2 separate regions of the Homo sapiens genome follow, and region 2 is linked to region 1. Evidence: chromatin loops called from intact Hi-C (ENCODE). Cell type or tissue: CD4-positive, alpha-beta T cell. All regions are shown on one strand. Links, peaks and the distances in the headings refer to the core of each region. The heading gives the core; the rest is flanking DNA.

Evidence for each region. Hi-C counts contacts between places; a loop is a spot of excess contacts. Peaks named below come from ENCODE experiments on the same cell type or tissue, not always from the same donor. Only the 100,000 strongest peaks of a DNase experiment are listed, where the experiment ranks them.
Region 2: a loop joins it to region 1, with 2.2 times the contacts of the local background. A loop is called at or near these places in 9 of 110 quality-filtered maps.

Annotation. Positions count from the first base shown.
Region 1 is chr12:1,202,200-1,207,576 of GRCh38, reverse strand. The region is part of intron 12 of ERC1 (ELKS/RAB6-interacting/CAST family member 1); the gene reads right to left. Among named protein-coding and RNA genes, the nearest start is that of ERC1, 210 kb to the right of the region's middle. In CD4-positive, alpha-beta T cell, for the core only: no CTCF peak of the experiment used is centred there; a DNase peak (open chromatin) is centred at 2,596; H3K4me3 peaks cover 1,098 bases; H3K27ac peaks cover 1,417 bases.
Region 2 is chr12:1,602,342-1,607,718 of GRCh38, reverse strand. No RefSeq gene overlaps it. Among named protein-coding and RNA genes, the nearest start is that of FBXL14, 10 kb to the right of the region's middle. RefSeq lists enhancers at 1,347-1,866, 2,017-2,096, 2,217-2,276, 1,867-2,388. In CD4-positive, alpha-beta T cell, for the core only: CTCF peaks have their summits at 2,130 and 2,333 (motif pointing right); DNase peaks (open chromatin) are centred at 1,568 and 2,328; H3K4me3 peaks cover 762 bases; H3K27ac peaks cover 79 bases.

The DNA.
Region 1 (5,377 bases), core at 105-5,104:
TATTTAACAGAGAAGATGTTACACTTGCTTGTGCAGACTATTACAAAAACACTAGGCACTATTATTTGAAAGAAAAATAATAAGAAATACGCTCTTGAACAATAGAGTTGCTTAAAAAAGCGAAAGGAATGAAAAGTGGAAGCTAAAAATGCAAATAATAACGATCATTCTCCTGGGTTATAAACTCTTGCCCATAAGTCAAACTCCTTGTAAATAGATTTTATGGGGTCAGAAATTTTCTAGGGCCTATAAAAAAAAGCTTTAGCTAAAAAAATAAGAAACTAACCCTTTCAAAAATACAATTACATCTATTTTTGTGAGTGATATATCTTATGATGAGGTTTTAGCAACTAGTATAGTGCCTTTTCTTAATGAAATCAGACAATAATGTAAAAAATCTTTTTAAAGTGTGTAATCAGAGAAATAACTATTTGAATTAGATTTTAGAAATTAATGTGAAATGTTTCCATCAAACTATATAAAAGAGACTATAACAATGGGATTTTTTGGGGGGCAAAGTATAAAAGTATTTTAACTTTTAACAACATAGGGACTCTGGTCTTAACCCTTTTATGCCTAGTGTTCTATTACTGGAATGCTAAGCTTGTGGTAGTTATTTATATCCTACTGCTCAAGGTCATCACGAAGCTCTGATTCTTCACACACAAAAAATGTGCAACCTCTGGTATAAATGGGTTAATGAAGTTGTTAGGAACTATCACACATATTCTAAACATTTGTTTTAAAAACAAGTCTACAGTGGTAACTGATAATTAAAACATAGATATTAATAATATTGAGCTCAATTTTAGACCTAAGTGTTAATGAGAATAGAGATGACATTTATAGCTCTCATCTCTGAATGACCGTTAGCCAAAAGAAGAATTCTGAACCAAATCATATATTTTCATCTATACATGGAATAATTTCTTTGTATTCACTCTCTGGTGCTAATGTCATTGAACAGGAAATAAAAAGATGTGTATGTCTGAAGATAGAAAATGTGAGTCTTCAGTCAGTATCACTCTAAATAAAATCTCACTACTCTGTACTGAATGCAAAGGAAGACAGAGGAGAGCAGGGCAGGGGAAGAAGACAAGGGAGAAGAGAGGAATAAAAATAAACCTCTGCAAAATAGAAATGTTTAGTGGAGACACTAAAATACAAATACTACAGCTAAGCATCACTATTAACACAAAACAAGTGGTTAAAATAAACATGGAAAGGTTAAGTATCTTGCCCAAGGTCATATAATGAAGTCACCCAAACAATCCAGTATCAAAGCAGTAATAAATTATACTCTCTTTATGACCTATTCAACTGGACTTGGCAAAACCACAATTAAAATGGTAAAATGTTTCTATCTAGAAAAAAAATACTGCACTAAATCATAATCTGGAATGAAGAGAGACTTTAAACTTTTGCATACTACAGCTAAGATGATCTTTGCCACTGAAAAAACAATGACTATTTTATTTTGTATTCCTTGGAAAATAAACTTATTTAGAAATAAGTATGATTTAATGGCATTTGCTGCTGGGTAAAAGTTAACTAAAATAAACCAGCTAACAATATTACAATTAATATAACCTGTAACTCAGTGAATTATGTATATACCAATGGCTTCACGGTCAAATTCTTCTGAAGCTTTTCCCAGGGTTTCATTTAGAGAGACTGAGAGCAAAACCAGTCGTGCAAAGGACTAACTATGGGACAAATGATAAAACTTCCCACTAAAATGAGTCAGCTTGAAGCTTAAGTTAGAGATGAAAGTTCTCTAAACACAAGGCAAAACACTTCATGAAATTTTTATACTAAAACTCAACTGCTTTCAGATTTTGCCACCTAATTGGAATTACTTAAGTGGTACCCATACTGTTCTACTACAATATGTGGAGAAAATGTTTAGATTAGAAACGGGAAAATCTATTTTTTAAATGCAGTATTTGTGTTTGCTATTTTTATTACAAACACTTTAAGATTCCTTCTGTAATGAATACAGCTTACTCAAAATGGGCAGGGGGCATAAATTTTTTTCAATTTATTTTCTTTTTTGGCGGGCTAACTCTTTTAACACTTATCCCAGTGTAACCCATATGCTAGCTGTTGAGTCAAAGAGGTGCTTTTATAAACAGCAAATATATATCTATATATATATATATACACACACACACACACAGATATATATATATATATACACACACACACATATATATAATCGCTATTATTATTAGGCAGCTGCTAGGTAAAACACATATGATATTAACAGGCTCATTTCTGAATCCTATCAGAAATCCTCACACTTTATATTGTCATGGCTCATATGCAAAATAAGTAACTTTTTAAATGCAGATTTTTGTTTTGTGCCGCTTCTCTCACTATTTACTTACTAATGAAGATGGGCAAGTTACTTAATGGTCTCTGCACTTGTGCTTTTTCAACTAAAAAATCAAAATAATAAATCTCTCTTCATAGTTGCTAAGATCAACTGAAACAAAATATGTTCCGCTACAGTGCCTCTGGCACATATAAATAGCAGTAATCGTTGCTGTTTTTGTTATCACTAGTTCTACCACCCAGCAGAGTCACAAAATGAAACCAAAATTTAAAGGATGTGGGTGTGTGTGTGTCTGAAAGTTCGTCTCAGTAAATAATTCAAGGTTTCTTCTATAAAGCTATAGGCAGTTGTGACTTTCCCTCCATCATTTTTGCGGCACTTTACCCCGTTTAATAGCCAGAATGTCTCCACTGAATGTTCAATTACATTAACACAATTCTTTTTCCCCTCCTCTTTCCTCGTAATGCTCTTTTCATCTCCACTTCTCTCTCAGTCAAAACCTGGCCATCTGGTTCTTGCTCTCTGACTACTCACACTACCTTTTCAAAGCACAAAAATCTGAACACACTCTTCTGATAAACCCAATACCCTTGACATTTTATCCTCACAGCTAGATTTCTAGATATCCCTCTCCTGAAATATGTTCAGTTCCCTGTAAGAATTCAAGACAATATTCGCAAACAACGCTCAATCACATCATCTTTGTTTTAGTGCAAGCATACTGACCTTGAGGTGAGACTGAAGGAAACAGGAAATCCAGGAAGAAAATGTGAAAAAGAAAGTTAGAAAGAATTAATAAGGACAATATTCAGAAATATTATTCATGGACATCATAAAATGCAGGATTAGAGAAGGGAAGGAGTCACAAATTCTATACAGTCACTAAAAAAGAATTATTTCAGATTTTCAACTCTCAACAAATTTACTTTCTTATTAGATTACACCATTGTATTTTAATGAAAGTTTCTCAAAAAAAAAAAAGTTGTCTAAAATTTACCATTTCCTGGGGCAGGAAAAAAAAAACAATTTCTTAAACACTAAGAAAAATAGAGAAGGTTAGCCATCTCATTCTCATTTAAGTAGTCAGAGTTGGCTTTAAGTAACTGCACAATTTTAGTCTGCTTAGTTTTATAGACACCCACCTTATAACTAACTACGCCTTAACCACCCCATTCCATTAAGAGAATCCAAGTTATCTAAAAGCAAAAGCAGAAAAACACAGCTTCTGTAGAATACAGAACTTTAATGTACTTGAAATAATTTTCTCAAATGTTAAAACATAATTTTCTCCTAATAACAACTAGTACTTCTCACTCCAAATCTACCACAATCCTCAAATGGTGCAATCTAAAAGCAATAATGAACAAGAATACACAGGCTTGTTTACATCAATTCAGTTCCAATGCTGCTTAGCAGTAGGAGATATAAAGCAGTCATGCTTAATATTCCTGCACAGCATGTAGCCCTTACAGTTCATTACTGTCTTTTACAACAACAAGCAGTTTTTCTCTTTTCAAAAAGTAATCAGTTTCACTGTAATTAGTATGATCCTCCAAATAGTTAGGGCTTCTAACGACCAGTATCATCTGGATTAGCTTCATGGTCTAAATTGTACCTTAAGAATCTGAAACAAAATATCTATTTCTTGAATGCAAGCACCATTTCCATTTATACTTTAATGTTTTCTAAGACTTAGTGATGTCTTGCAAAAGTATAATTCAGTACTTACAAGTTTTAAAAAGTCATTGTGAGAATAAAAACAGATAAGAAGGACAAGATTTGTTACCTTGTAACATGAAGAGATGAAAAACAGAAACAAAACGACTTGCTGGCAATCACATGGTGCCTGAGTGGCAGATACAGAATAAGAATGTAGCAGCCGGGCAGGCGCAGTGGCTCACGCCTGTAATCCCAGCACTTTGGGAGGCCGAGGCAAGCAGATCACCTGAGGTCAGGAGTTTGAGACCAGCCTAGCCAACACGGTGAAACCCCATCTCTACTAAAAATACAAAAATTAGCCAGGCGTGGTGGCACACGCCTGTAGTCCCAGGTACTCAGGAGGCTGAGGCACAAGAATCGGTTGAACCAGGGAGGTGGAGGCTGCAGTGAGCCGAGATTGTGCCACTGCACTCCAGCCTGGGCAACAGAGCAAGACTCCGTCTCAAAAAGAGTAAGAATGTAGGTCTGCTGACATCTCACCTGGGCATAATTTATCTGTTTTATGATGCTTCCTTAGGAGTCTATAAAACTCCATGAACGTTTAGCATCTATAACGCTGTGTAAAATGCAGACAATGTTCAAAGGCAGAAAGAAGCCGATCTCTAAATGATTGTTCCCAATGATCCTTCTATCTCATTGGTTGTGACACAGGAAGTCAAAATAATTTTAGATGAACAAGGACATTAACTGAGTCTTCTTTGTATGCAAGTTTTTACATAACACACGGGTAAATCCATGGGAAAAAATGGAATGCATTCCTGCCAGAGAGCAACTTTAATTATTAATTTAATTTTTACCTACTTTATTATTCATGAATCATATTTCACTTTAGCATCAAATTACAACTCTTTTTTTTTCCTTTTTGAGACAGGGTTTCACCTGTCACCTAGGCTAGAGTGCAGTGGCGCAATCTTGGCTCACTGCAAACTCTACTTCCCAGACTCAAGTGATCCTCCCACCTCAGCCTCCCAAATAGCTGGGACTATAGACAAACACCACCACAACTGGCTAATATTTGTATTTTTTGTAGAGACGAGGTTTCGCCACTTGCCTAAGCTGGTCTCGAACTCCTGGACTCAAGCAATCCACCCACTTTCACCTCCCAAAGTGCTAGGATTACAAGCATGAGCCACCACGTCCGGCTAAACTGTAACTCTTGGGAAATAACTTCAGGAGAAAAAATCTGTACATCGAATTATATGTAATCCTAATCTTTATACTTTTAGGTGAAACACTACAGTAGCCATTAAACACAGATTCCTGTAAGACCACAGTAACAAACTATAAGGTGCTGTGCCCACAGGAAACTTTGGGAAGATA
Region 2 (5,377 bases), core at 162-5,161, 400 kb before region 1:
TCCAGCCTGGGTGACAAGAGCGAGACTCCGTCTCAAAATAAATAAAGGCAACAATAGCAGATGACTGCAATCCTGAGTGTGCGCCTGGGTGAGGAGACTCAAAGACGCTCGGCATGTCGGAGGAGAGATGCGTTCAACCTGAATTGTTCCCGTGACCCTGAGAAAGTGACTTCTCATTCTCTGCTTTATTTTCATTTGTAAACAAATAAAAAGCAAGCAAACAAAAAGCAACCATTGTCATTAAATGTCTACACAGTGCTTTTGTTAAATATTTACACCTGCTTTGAGTGTCATCTGGTCACTAAGATTTGCTATTATGTGACAACTCTCATTTAGGTTCCCTGAACCAGTTAAATTAAGGAAATTAAGGAATTCTTTTTTTTTTCTTTCTTTCTTTTTTTTTCTGAGACAGAGTCTTGCTCTGTCACCCAGGCTGGAGTGCAGTTGCGTGATCTCAGTTCACTGCAACCTCCGCCTCCCCAGTTCAAGCAATTCTGCCTCAGCCTCCTGAGTAGCTAGGATTACAGGTGTGCTCCACCAGACCCAGCTAATTTTTGTATTTTTAGTAGAGACAGGGTTTCACCATGTTGGCCAGGCTGATCCCGAACTCCTGACCTCGTAATCCACCTGCCTTGGCCTCCCAAAGTGTTGGGATTACAGGCCTGAGCCACTGCACCTGGCCCATTAAAGAATTCTTGATGGTTACAACAGTAGCCACTGATTTCTTATGTTAGTTACTTGAACTCTTTGGCCTTCAATAGTAAGTTAGTTAGTTAGTTAGTTAGTTTGTTTGTTTATTTTGAGACGGAGTCTTGCTCTGTCGCCCAGGCTGGAGTGCAGTTGCTCGATCTCAGCTGACTGCAACCTCCGTCTCCCAGGTTCATGCGATTCTCCTGCTTCAGCCTCCTGAGCAGGTGGGATTACAGGCGTACACCATCACACTGGCTAATTTTTGTATTTTTAGTAGAGATGAGGTTTCACCATGTTGGCCAGGCTGATCTCAAACTCCTGACCTCAAGTGATCTGCCTACCTCGGCCTCCCAAAGTGCTGGGATTACAGGCGTGAGCCACCGCGCCTGGCCAAATAGTTTAAAAATAAAAAATAAACAACAAAGAATCTCACTGAAGCTTGAGATTGAAGCTCAGTCTGAAGCCCCAGGCAAGCTGTTCCAACTTTAGAGAAAATGTGGACAGGGTTTTCATGCCTCTTTAATTTCCTGCACACAAGGCGGGAAGGTCAGTGCTTGGTGTTACTGACCTCTTTAGGAATGACTGGATTCAGGAAGGCAGTGGCATCATGTGACATAAAGGTGTGGTTTTACCTCAGAACCATCTTTTCTGGGGTGTGAAGAGTTAATCAGCATTAACTCTGAGCCTTCGCTTTTCTGCCCCTTGAGACTCTGCTTGTTTTTTTTAAAACCTTTAACCCTATCCTCTTGGCAGAAAAGGGGACCTGGCTGTGAACTCTGTAGCTGGGCTGATCCCTAAAGCTCCTCTGGGTCTGACATTATGTAAGAAATGTAAATGCTCTGACTCATCCAGATAGGACTTTCCAGCAAAGCCTGGCCTGGCGCCAGCACCTTTTCAAAAAGGGAGCACCCTTCGCACTGTGGCTCAGTCAGGCCTCGGGCGGCAGCGTCCCGCCGAACGCGGAGTTCCAAATCCGCTCTCAGTAAGACTGATCTTGATTCCCCCTTGTCTTTTGAAATATTTATCAACATGCGAAAGCCTCTGAGGATCCTGATAAAATGACCTTTACTGGCAGAGGGAACAGAGCCCCAGGCTAGGCAGAAGCAGCCAAGTCAGCAGTCCACTCCACGGTGGTGAACGTTTGGAATTTAGGCAGCTCCAGGCAGCCTCTAAACCTGTGCCTACTTCCCTTGGAAAACAGAATTGAAACTGCTTCTCCACGCCCACTTCGGCCCTCAGTGCTGACATTCTGGAAAGAGCTCTAGCTGCGATAACCGTCCCACCCCACAGACATAAAATGGCACTTGGCAGAAATTGACACGCAAGAGCCTCCCCTTGAGAGCGCCTTCTCTTCCCTCCTCTCCAGACGCTGTGCCTGGCCCGCTCCTGCTTCCCCTTCTGCTCGGCAGGGTGCACTCCTCATTAGTCCTAGTTGTACTTTTCACTCTTCCCGGGCCCTGGCACTCTCTTCATGCCCGGCCACACCCCGCTTTTCCCAGCACTGTCCCTCCATGCCAGAATCTCCCCGAAGTTCTGCTCCCGGGCTGTCACTGGGAAGAGAGGTCACCGACACCCGAGTGGGCTTTTCAAGGATAAAGGGCTAGTAGGGAAGTCACCGCTAGAGGGTGACATAATTACACACAAACGCATTCCTGGTCCTGCGAGGCCACAGCCAGCTGTGGGCCTGAAGGCATGAAACAGGTATCAGGATATCTACCCTGCAGTACACACACTCACACAGGCACAAACACACACCACCCTCTGTCTCTCACATACACTCACTCTCACACACACACACCCTCCCCCACACACTCTCACACACACACTTTCTCACACACTCACACACACACTCTCACACACACTCTCTCACCCCCACACACTCACACACACTCACCCCACACACTCTCACACTCACTCTCACACACACTCACCCTACACTCTCTCACACACTCTCACCTCCCACACACTCACCCCACACACTCTCACACACCCCCACACACTCTCACACTATCACACACTCACCCTACACACACCCCTCACACACTCACACACACTCACCCCCCACACACTCTCACACCCCCCACAAACACCCACACACACTCTCACACACCCCCACACACTCTCACACACTCTCACACACTCTCTCACACACTCACCCTACACACTCACACACCCCTCACACACTGTCTCACACACACTCACCCCCCCACACACACCCCACACACTCTCACACACACACACACACACTCTCACCCCCCCCCACACACACACTCTGACCTATTTTGGCTAGCAAACCAACCAGAGCCTTCGAGTGTCTTCCATGATCACCATGCCTCACCGTGACCAGATCCTGCTCACAGTATGGTCAATATGACACTCACTGTTAACTCTTTTTTTTCCCCAAGCCAAAGGTACTTTATGAGGAGTTGTTCAAATACATAATGGGACAGCAGTACTCCTAACAAGCAAAACATACCACACATTTACATGGCGCTTTAAAGATCTCAAAACATATTTGCACATCTTTTTTTCCTTTTATTTTCAGTTGACATGTAAAAATTGTACACATTTATAGAGCACAGAGTGCTATTTCTATCCATGTATGCTATGTGTAATGGATCCAATCAGGGTAATCAGCATATCCATCACCTCGAAAACCATTTCTTTGTGTTGGGAACACTGAAAATCCTCTCTTCTAGCTTTTTGAACAAATAAAATAAATTGTTAACTATATTCGCCCTACGGTGCTTTAGAACACTAGAACTTATTCCTCCTGTCTAGTTGTAATTTTACATCCATTAACCAACCTACTCCTGCCCTCCCCTCCCTGCTGCACTTCCCAGCCTCCTTCTTTCAGACAGGGTCTCCCTCTGTTACCCAGGCTAGAGTGCAGTGGTGTGATCATACCTCACTGCAGCCTCGACCTCCTGGGCTCAAGCAATCCTCCCATCTTAGCCTCCAGAGTAGCTGGGATCCCTGGTGCGCACCACAATGCCAGGCTAATTTTTGTATTTTTGTAGAGATGGGGGTCTCCACATGTTGCCCAGGCTGGTCTCGAACTCCTGACCTCAAGTGATCCACCCGCCTTGGCTTCCCAAAGTGCTGGGATTACAGACGTGAGCCACAGTGCCTCACCCCTACTTCTGTTTCTATGAGCTCAGTTGTTTTTAGCTCCCACACATGAGTGAGAACATGTGGCATTTATCTGTCTGTGTCATGGACCTCTCTTTACGTGGCATCATAGAGTAACTGCATCCTAGCAAGGCGGACTGCTAAACTTATACTGTTAACACAGCAAAGCATGGTGGCTGGGATATGGGCTCTAGATCCAGATCACAGAATTCAAATTCCAGTTCGGCCAGCTGTTTGGTCTTGAGCCAGTCCCTTCTCTGGGCTGTACTTTCTTCATCTGTAAAATGGAGATAGTAATGAACCCTCTTCATAGGCTGTAAAATGAGCTGTTGTCACAATTAGGGAAGTTCATAAATGTAAAGACCTTAAAAGAAGGCCTACTGCTCAATCAATGCTCTGTAAACATTAGGCTGTTTTCATTACGGTCTGTCACCATACTAGGAGGTTACACACATTACCCCAGTCAACCCTCACAAAACTCCCAAGATTTGGAAATCACTAGTTCCATTTCATAGATGAGATAATGGAGCCTCTTAGTGGTTAAATAATTTGTCCAAAGTCATAGAGCTAATAAGTGACAGAGTCAAGATTTTATCCTAGAATTCATCTGACTGTAAAACCTAAGTTCTTTCCACCATACCACTGGAGAAAATTTCAACCTTTGTATCAGAGGAGCTCATGATCTAAACGACAGAAGATGGAGGGGGGCGGGGGACTATAGTTTTGTCCTACAGGATTTTAATTTTGCCAAAAAAGAGAGAGCTTTTAAGAAGTATAATTTAACAAAAGTTTTAAAGAAGGAAAAAAAAGGTGGGTACTAGGAGGTTCTACCAGCGATTCTCAGTTCTGTGATCCCCAGTTCCCAGGTGATGCTGACAGCAATGTGAGAAACGCAAATTCTCAGGCCTCTCCCCAGATGTCCTGCATCAGGAAGCCCTCAAGTTTATTCTGATGCCTAGTCAAGCTTCAGAATCACCACGCTAAGCAAAAGAAAGAGTAACAGTTGGGCCAGGCGTAATGACTCACGCCTATAATCCCAGCACTTTGGGAGGCTGAGACGGGTGGGTCACCTGAGGTCAGGAGTTCAAGACCAGCCCGGCCAACATAGTGAAACCCCATCTCTACTAATAATACAAAAGTCAGCCAGGCGTGGTGGCAGGTGCCTGTAATCCCAGCTACTCGGGAGGCTGAGGCAGGAGAATCGCTTGAACCCGGGAGGAGGAGGTTGCCGTGAGCCGAGATCACGCCACTGCACTCCAGCCTGGGCGACAAGGTAAGACTCTGTCTCAGAAAAAAGAAAGAGTAAGAGTTGGTAGTGAAACCATAGGTCCAAGGCCACAGGACGGATGGATGTCTGGCAGAAGAGGAGTTCTGGACTATTTCTTTGCGCATGAATGGAACATGCTACCCTTCCTGACTTACAGAGGAGAAGATAAGATGCAAACACATGGCTGGCTCTACCTGAAAGATCATTCTCTTATGCGCCTACGCTTTTGTTATGTTTCCAGTCCTTGAACCTGTACATTTCTTTTTCTTTTTGAGACAGAGTCTCGCT